Linked DNA regions of Homo sapiens: region 2 is linked to region 1. A link is a contact called in ENCODE Hi-C or POLR2A ChIA-PET data. All regions are on one chromosome and are shown on one strand. The core of a region is the stretch at or near the end of the contact, and the rest is flanking DNA. Distances in the headings are between cores, read along the strand shown. Region 1 has its middle 51 kb from the start of CNIH3-AS2. Region 2 has its middle 78 kb from the start of DNAH14.

Region 1 (4,835 bases), core at 1,077-3,576:
TTCCAGCACTTTGGGAAACTGTTTGCAAAATCTGCTACTCAATATTGCTCATCCTGTGACCTGGAAATTCCACTCCTAGGTATGGAAGTGCCTAGAAGTGGTTTTACATAATATAGGATATACACATGAAAAGCCATGCCCAAGAATGTTCATAGCATCATTACTCACTATTATTAATACAAAGCAAATGTCCAGCAGTAAAATGTGGTCATGCTTCTTGTACAGGCTGCAGAACCATAAGCCAAATACACCTCTTCTTTTTATAAATTACCCAGTCTCAGGTATTCCTTTATAGCAACACAAAATGAACTAAGACAGTCACCTCACAAGGGTGTGAAGTGTTGATTTTTGGGGGGTTATGGATAAATCGTATCACTGTCAGAGAAGGGGAGAGAAGGACAATAGAAAGTAGAGCAATGTAGAGAAGGAATGATCGTTATGGGTGGGTTGGCAGAAGAAGGACAATACTACATTGAAATATTTTAGACGGGGTGTGTGTGTGTGTGTGTGTGTGTGTGTGTGTGTGTGTATTCTAGCCTCAGGGAGAGTGAGAAGAGGGGATTTGGTGGTTGGAAGAGAAGAGTGAAAGAGATATTGGAATTAGAAAGATTCTGAAGAACTTTAGAGTACTTAAGATTGGCATCCATTAGCCTAGGCTCTGTCAGCTAGCCAGTATTAAGTATCTCCCGTGGCTGCTGTTCAGTACGGATGGGACAGATGTTGTGTCTTAGGGAAGGGAGCTAGACTTTGAAGCTCCTTCCATTCTAGGATTGGACAAACAGGTATTTATTTAAAAGAACCAGATGGTTCAAAGGAATTTCTAATTTTATACTGTTGGGCATCAGGTTTCAAACTAAATTTGGGCTCTGTCTTCCAGCTTTCCTGTTGGCCCTGGATTGAGAATAGCCTCCTGTTTTACCAGCCATCTGGTCCCTCCAGATCTCTGCTGCTGAGTGACAACTCCAAATATCTCCCCACAGAGAGGACAGAATCTTAAACAAAATCTATAGGGTGAATATACATTTTTCTAATAGGTGAGATCCTGGAAAGGAATAGGTCCCCACTTTGAAAAGACCCATGTGATGAGAGTCACACTTATGTTTGATTTGATAAGTGGCTTCTTGAGCAGCCACATATTGAAGTGTACTCTCTACTGGATAGTCCATACCTGTGCTTCTAGATCTTTGATTTTGTAGAATTTCCTTTTCTAAATAAGCAGGCTTGTGTGCTAGTAATTCATCACATAGTATCAATAACTGTTTATAAATACCTGCTTGTGTGCTAGGCACTGGTGGCACAGAGTGGTAGAAGAAGGTGTCACTACCAGTTTGAACTATATCTCTGGTTTTCTAAAATGACGAAAATGGAGAATGATTTAGCTCTAACCATGACATGAATTTTTTGAGGAATAAAATCTATTATTTTCAGCAGGACCGTCTCTGGACAGAAGAGGCTAAGGCCATCCCAGGGCTTGATTTGTCTCCAGTGCAAGACAAATCGTACTATGAAGTCTCTTTGCTTCCTATTCTCAACCCCTCCCACTGGCAACCCAGCATTTTTATCAGGTCAAAGTGAATGACAAGGGTTAAAACTTGAAGAGGATGAGAAATCACACAATGCATCCATGTGACCAGAAGGGCTGACGATACTTGGATGGAGGTGTTACCACTTGGTTTGGTGAAGTCTGGGGTTTACATGCTTTGGAGGCATGTGTGAGCCTCAGGCCCTTCCTTCTGAGCAGCAGATGGCAGAGCCACCTCAATGCACTCTGCCAGCTGCCTGGTTCATGTGCCTGGGTGGGATTGTCCTGCTCTACCTTCCACAAGGATGGCTTTGTCTGCCAGAAAGAATAATCACAACTGAAACAAATGTGTAACGATACCTGGATAGATACAGCTCAATTGGCTCCTGACAGGCCTCTGGCTAGGAGGGCCTGAGCAGTTACAGTGGGAAGGTGGATGGTTTAGGACCAGACAGATGGTGGGCAGCTGTCATCCACTGCATCCCAGTCCCCTTCAGTCTCACATCACAAATGACCCTAAGGCTATGTGTGAGCAGATTTGAAAATAAAAAAGGTTCAGTTGATTCCATTTATCACAAGTTTTCTCAAGAACAGGCAGGCAATAAAACTGGTCCCCATTCCCCCAAATAGATTTTGCAATGCTTGAGGTCTCCTCTTAATATATAATGGAGGAGTTGCTAGGGTAGCTGATCTGAGTGTGTGTATGTCTCTGTCTAATAGGTTTTTCTTGCAAAAAGTCTTATAGTTATGGTTTAAGTTCTCATTGCCCAACTGTATACTCTGAGTCACTGTCCTGTCACAGCCATATTTCCGGCTGGCATTGTGTCTGCAACCAAGAGTGTGACTGCAAGAACACAAGGCACTGTGCAAAGATAGATGAGCTGTATGAGTCAGGAGTTCTGCTCTCCAGGTCTGAGGCTGTTCATTGCCTGGGTTTGTCCAGCGGGCCTGAAGCCATGGAGAGCATAATATTTAGAGGTGGCGAACCCGACACCACCCTGCTTGCATTCTTTGCTCCAGGCCTTCTGACCTAGTTGTCCTTTTCCTGTACCCCATGCTTGCTCCCTGAGCCCTACGCTTGCTGTTCTCCAGATTGAGGCTTTCTCCTCTTGCTTCATACTCCCCTCCCTCAGCCCACTATGCACTATGTCAGGCCAACTGGTCTTACTCTGCAGGAGAGTCTGAGATTCACTGTTGCTTCCTGTGGGGAGGCTTTTCTGAGCCCCCAGGCCTGGTGCTGTGTGCTCCCGTGGCAGCCCCTGCTTCTCCTGTACACCACATATTGCCAACTTGCTTCTGACTTTCCCCTACTGAGCTACATTCTCCATGAGGTAGGGAATTATGTGTTTATTTTTCCAGCACAGAGCTTGGTGCACACTGGGTGCTCAGTGGTTGAGCAGATGAATGGACCATCTCGGTGATTCTTTGCTTCCCTCACACTGAGAAGGTCTGGCCAGCTCGTTTCCCTTTCTCCTCTCCCTTGTTTCTTGCTGAATCTTCTGGAGCACCAGTGAAAACACAGTCCTTGCCTGGCTTTCTGTTTTTTTTTTTTTATTCTCTCCCCATTGCTTTAATTAACTTAGAAATTCAGTGGACTCTTAGACAAACAATAGAATTTGATTATCTCTATAGTATACCTGGATGCCACTTCTCTGAAGTCTGTTTGAATGAAGTGATAAAACCTTGTATGTTTTGTTTGTTTTCCAGTTGCCTCCTGGTTATAAAGCAAAGCCAAACTGGAGAGACCAGTGCCAGAGCCTTTATTACTAAAAGGTCAGCATTACTTGCAACTCTCTTTGGTTTGGGGCTCTTTTGTGTCACAGATGTTTTCTTTCCTTTATTTTTTTTTTCAGGATTAAGCATGAGTTTAATTTCTTCTTCTTTTTTTTTTAAATTATACTTTAAGTTCTGGGGTACATGTGCAGAACATGAAGTTTTGTTACATAGGTATACATGTGCCATGGTGGTTTGCTGCACCCATCAACCCGTCATCTACATTAGGTATTTCTCCTAATGCTATCCCTCCCCTATCCCCCATCCCCTGACAGACCCTGGTGTGTGATATTCCCTTCCCTGTGTCTATGCTCTTCTTCCTCAACTCCCACTTATGAGTGAGAACATGTGGTGTTTGGTTTTCTGTTCCTGTGATAGTTCGCTGAGAATGATGGTTTCCAGCTTCATCCATGTCCATGCAAAGGACATGAACTCATCATTTTTTATGGCTGCATAGTATTCCATGGTGCATATGTGCCACATTTTCTCTATCTAGTCTATTATTGATGGATATTTGGGTTGATTCCAAGTCTTTGCTATTGTGAATAGTGGCACAACAAACACACATGTGCATGTGTCTTTACAGTAGAATGATATATAATTCTTTGGGTATATACCCAGTAATGGGATTGCTGGGTCAAATGGTATTTCTAGTTCTAGATCCTTGAGGAATCGCCACACTGTCTTCTACAATGATTGAACTAATTACACTCCCACCAACAGTGTAAAAGCGTTCCTATTTCTCCACATCCTCTCCAGCATCAGTTGTTTCCTGACTTTGTAATGATCGCCATTCTAACTGGCATGAGATGGTATCTCATTGTGGTTTTGATTTGCATTTCTCTAATGACCAGTGATGATGAGCATTTTTTCATATGTTTGTTGGCTGCATAAATGTCTTCTTTTGAGAAGTGCCTGTTTATATCCTTTACCCACTTTTTGATGGGTTTGTTTGTTTTTTTCTTGTAAATTTGTTTAAGTTCTTTGTAGATTCTGGACATTAGCCCTTTGTCAGATGGATAGATTGCAAAAATTTTCTCCCATTCTGTAGGTTGCCTGTTCACTCTGATGATAATTTCTTTTACTGTGCAGAAGCGCTTTAGTTTAATTAGATCCCATTTGTCAATTTTGGCTTTTGTTGCCATTGCTTTCGGTATTTTAGACATGAAGTCTTTGCCCATGCCTGTGTCCTGAGATTTATAGCATTTGGACCAGAAGATACCCCAAGAGCAGGCAGTGAGCAGATCACTATCTTTACTCCTAGTCTGCCTTTTGTATTAGGTTGGTGCAAAAGCAATTGCATTTTTTTGCCATTAAAATTACTTTTGCACCAACCTAAATATAACTTGTGATGATGCAGAGCACCCAAACGAGAGAGTGTGTGATTGTGCAGGCATCCACTGTGCCTCTATTTTTATTTCTTCCAGCTTAGGGGTGTGGCTTCTCTCATCATAGTTTCACAAAAGGATTATTTTCTAGTCAAAAAGATAACCACCCAGGTAGAAATCAAGGTGAGGGGAAAGGACGAAACAGTTGTAGA
Region 2 (4,835 bases), core at 1,096-3,595, 290 kb after region 1:
AGTTTACAAGTGCAATGGCAACGTCAGGAAGTTACCCTATATGGTCTAAAAAGAGGAGGAACCCTGAATTCTGGGAATTGCCCACTGTTTTCCTGGAAAACTTATGAATAATCCACCTCTTGTTCAGCATATAATCAAGAAACAACCATAAAAATGGCCAACCAGCAGCCCTTGGTGCTGCTCTGCCTATGGAGTAACCATTCTTTATTCCTTTACTTTGTTAATAAACTTGCTTTCACTTTACGGATTCACCTCAAATTCCTTCTTTCACGAGATCCAAGAACCCTCTCTTGGGATCTGGATTAGGACTCCTTTCTGGTAACAGTTGTACACCATAAATACATACAATTTTTACTTGTCAATTTAAAAAATTTTTAAAAGAGAAGAGAATGAGAGAATGAGTCAGTGATCATAATTCAAAAGTGGGCAGATCATGAGGTCAGGAGTTCGAGACCAGCCTGACCAACATGGTGAAACCCCGTCTCTGCTAAAAATACAAAAATTAGCGGGTATGGTGGTGCACCCCTGTAATCCCAGCTACTCAGGAGGCTGAGTCAGGAGAATCACTTGAACCAGGCAGGCGGAGGTTACATTGAGCTGAGATCGCGCCACTACACTCCAGCCTGGGTGACAGAGCAAGACTCCGTCTCAAAAAAAAAAAAAGCATCTTCCTTGTTGACATGGTCATTTTCCAAAATGAATGATACCATCTTTACACTTATCATCTGGTGCTAGATTGAAGGTGCTCTCCTCTGAAGCATTTACCTACAGATCTTACCTGATGGCTGCCTTTTTGAAATCTGTGTCTGACGACTGAGGGGTCACCATGTTATTGCACCCACACACACGGTTGAGATGGGGCCCAGGTAGCAAGGGTCTTTGCCTACTGTATCATTGAAGCTCAAAAGCACACACAGAGTTTCCATATTGTATTTGGATCACTTTGGTGAACTGGAAACAGTAATCTGGCTGTGAGGGTAGTAGGTTTTCCCAGTGGGGAAGATGCCCCCCTAACCACAGGCATCCCATTGGTGTGAAGAGAAATGAGCCAGGAGCTTTCATCATCATCGGACCATCAGACCACACACATGCGCCCTCACACTCTGCTTCTAAATGCCCTGAATGCCTTAAAGGTAGAGAAAACACATTTTCTTTGGTTGTGAATCTGTGGTATGAACATAAGCAGAGGGTGCTACCTCCTTTGCCTTGTTTTGATATTTATTTGTTCAGGGACCATGTATTGAGAGGTATCTACATGCAGACACTGTGTTAAGCTGAGAGCAAATCTGGGGCAGAGCACAATAAATAGTCAGTGTTTGTGGCTTTTAGATTGATGAGCAAATATTCACACAAATAAATGTTCAATTCATTGAGTTGTCACCCTTTTCAACCTCAGACTGAGCTCCAGAATGGGGACTAGGCCATTTCACCTCTGCACCCCAGCATGCAGCCCAGTGTTTGGAGGAGTGGGTGCTGAGAAGTTGGCTGAAAGCACCATCCTCGTGCTGTCTAATGTCAGCTCCTGCAAGGGAAGCTCTTGGGTCCTAGCACCAAGGGTAGAGGTCACTGTGGTTGTCCTGCCAAGATATGCTCTCCTGAGGTGGCTGTTGGAGGAGCGGCGCGTAGAGACATGGAGTGCATCTCAGAGCTCAGACCTTGGCCGCTCCTCTGGGATGGTCGCAGCATCTCTCTTCCTGACCACACTACAAGGGTTGGTGACCAAAAGGAATGTTTGAGCCTTCAGTAGTTACAGAAGTGAGGCCCTAAGCACTGCCCATCCAGTGCAGGCTTGGAATGGGGGTCGTTCCAAGGTGTCCACAGTCAGACCCACCTGCTCCAGGGTGGCTGAGAGCATGAGAAAAGGTAACTTGCTCAGAGTGCTCAGTACTGACCTATGCTGGTCAGTGACAGCTGCCAATAAACAAGGGGGTGGGGACTGTGCCTCCCAAGGTAGGCCAGCCTAACTCTGTAAAGCACTGTTAGTTTAACTGTCCCAAAGCGAGCTATGGACAAGAGCCTTGAAGTCCAGTGTTTTATAATGGGCATAAACACAAGGTGCCAGCTTGGAGGACTTTCTGCTGATGCCCTCAACAGAGCCAGCTCTGGCATAGTGCCCTCTGCTGGTGATGTGGATCCATGCTCGGCAAGCCCGGGAAAAAAGGCAGGTCAAGACACTTTGAGACTCCTTCTCAGGCCACCACATGGTGTTTAATGATTATTGTTATATTCTAAGTTGATAGAAGTGCACTCTGGCCCTTAGCTGGGGACCAAAGCAAAGGAGTGGAGAGGAGCTAGGAGGGCAGTAGCAACACGGGGACACCCTCTAAGCAGCAGCTCAGCCCGTCCCTGCCCTGGCCTTTCAGCCCCTCACTCCTCCTGAGTCCTCTCAGCTCACTGCCATGAGGTGTTCTATGTTTCCTCCACGGGGCTGGGGGATCCGAAGGCAGGCACTACTTTGACTTTCTGCATCTGGAGGCCACAGTAGGTACTGAATACACCTTTGATGGAAGGGCTCATCACCTGTTCCGTTCCCACACTGTTTCCATGACAAATGACTGAATGCAGACTGTGCTCGAGAGGCTCGCACAGCAGGGCCGCTCCCACTGCTCTGTTGCTTAAACAGGAAAGGGTCCAGCCTAGGGCACCGAAGGCAAAGGAGCAGAGGGGGGTTCTCTCAATTCAGTGAGGGGCACAAAAGGCAACCCACCCCCAGCTCATCCCTGGGAGCCCAGAAGCCCATGAAGAAGGCTTTCTGGAGTGCCCTGGTTGTCCAGCATGGTACGGACAGACGGTGGGGCTAGTCAGCAGTAGCACACCTTGGTCTCCACTGCATCTGGGTTTGAATCCTTGTGCTTTCACTTGCCAGCTCTGTGCCTGTTAACATCTCTGAGCCTCTGTTTTCTCATCTAAAAATAGAAATGATGATAATACAGTCCTTTTCTGAGGACTACGTGAATTTAGTTATGTAATGTGTCACCTAAAATGATGCTTAACACATAGTCAGGGCTCAAAACCGGTTGTCATGGCTGCTGATATGGCTATTCCTAGGAACGTTGCAGAGATGTGGGAGATTCAAATGAATCCAAAAATTTAAATTCCGGCCTACCGTTACCTACAGTTACCTGCAATACACCATAGATATCGTGAAATGGAATAGAACAGTTTCAAGATGACATTAATATTTTAGTTTTTACCCTTTGATAAATCGCTTCGCATCTTTGGGTCTTGGTTTCTTCATGAGGAAAATGATGTAGTATAATTCAGTAATCATATGCTACATATAGTAATCATGCTAGGATCCTGAACATGAGATCATATAATACAAACCTAATCTAGGCAGTCCCAGCTTCTTGCAAAGTTGCATTTCCCCTACTCAATTATTCAGTTCTGAATATACATATGTACGTATATACGTGTGTACGTATGTACGTGTGTACGTGTGTACGTATGTACGTGTGTACGTGTGTACGTATGTATGTATGTTACTGCCTGCTGCCTTACTTGACTGGTTTAGAAACCAAGCGTCAGCCTGATTTATGCTTCCTGATTTTTCTTGGACAACTGAGTCAGCATTTCATCTTATAAGGTCCCCATCTAGTGGTAGTAAAAGAAAATTGCAAGGCCGTAAGTCCCCTTTTCCCATCTGCATTCCTGGTCCATAAAAGTGGGACAGATATGAATGAATGAATGCTGAGAATGGGACGAATCAGGTAAAACCAACTCAAGATGTGAGTTCTGAGTTGGGTCTTGAAATAAAATGGCAAACATAGATTGCCAAAGAAGCATTGTGAACTTTCCTGGTTGGAGGTAAGTCATGCACTAAAGCTCTGCATTGAAAAGAAGGGGAGTTTGGCATTCTTGGCCAAAAAAGCAACTGTTTGGGTGACAGTGGAGGGGCCATGTTGGTTAGTTGGGAATGACAAGAATGGTATAACTGGGCAGAAGAGTTTAGACTTGATGTGACAGTTTTCTAAGATGCCAAGTTGGTCTGTTACAGAATCCGCAACATATCAGTAGGGTTCCAAATCACACTCTCAAAAGCAGTGTGGCCCATGCCCTTCTCTATGGGTCTAAGGCTCTCTTCTTAATGGCTTTTATAGAGCTGTTACCCTCCCTCTCAACTTCTGTTAAGTGCATGGGTTTTGGATTCAGAAAGTCACCCTGTGTTCTTGAGAAAAGTATTAACTTCATTTTTCTCATCTGTAAAACTGCAGGAGGATGCAGGTTGATGTGAGGATTAAGTGATGTGATCTGAGCATGGAACCTAGTGTACAGCCTGACACAAAGTATAGCCCAATAAACAGCATTATGAATGCCTTTCTTTCCTCTCATGGATCACTTCATTGTCCCCTTCCTTTGAGTTGCTTATTTTTATAAAGGTCTCTTTTGTGTCACGTTTGTGAAACAGGATGTTAAACACAACTTTTTGTATCCTCTTAAGGCTTTAGCAAAAGCACTGGGGGCCAAGAACAACAGGTGCTGCACTATAAATGCAAAAATTATGAAACCAGCTTTGACCCCTATCCCATCAGCCACCTGGCACATATGTAAGAAAAGGCAAAGGTTTCATCAAGGGGTTCAAGAGGCCAGGAAAGGGCTGCCAGGATGCAGTGCACCACCCGCTGCCCCACCCATGGGGGCTGAGGAGGGAGGGCCTTTTCCTTCTCTGTCAGCTCAAGAGAAAGAAACCACCAAGAGAAAACTCACCTGGAGACATTGTCATGGGCTCTCTGGCGTTTGAGGGATCAGCCTGAAAATAACTGAAAGAACTCTGCCCCCAAAAGCCTTTCTGCCAGGCTCAGGCGTCTACAGCAGAAAGAAACTGGGGACACTGT

What was found. Hi-C counts contacts between places; a loop is a spot of excess contacts on that map. ChIA-PET counts read pairs that join two places held with the same protein, here RNA polymerase II (POLR2A). Pooled maps may share reads with other maps.
Region 2: a loop to region 1 is called in a map of mammary epithelial cell, with 10 times the contacts of the local background. The contact joins two enhancer-like sites. A Hi-C loop is called at or near these places in 1 of 168 maps with a recorded cell type or tissue (mammary epithelial cell) and 2 of 50 pooled maps. POLR2A ChIA-PET finds 5 or more read pairs at or near these places in 3 of 52 experiments (AG04450, HCT116 and HEK293).

The regions. Positions count from the first base shown.
Region 1 is chr1:224,562,970-224,567,804 of GRCh38, forward strand. It overlaps a transcript of CNIH3 not described here. Among named protein-coding and RNA genes, the nearest start is that of CNIH3-AS2, 51 kb to the right of the region's middle. Within about 2 kb of position 2,327, at least 4 of the 41 ENCODE cell types and tissues checked have a DNase peak (open chromatin) inside an H3K27ac peak, as active enhancers do.
Region 2 is chr1:224,849,551-224,854,385 of GRCh38, forward strand. No RefSeq gene overlaps it. Among named protein-coding and RNA genes, the nearest start is that of DNAH14, 78 kb to the right of the region's middle. Within about 2 kb of position 2,346, at least 2 of the 41 ENCODE cell types and tissues checked have a DNase peak (open chromatin) inside an H3K27ac peak, as active enhancers do.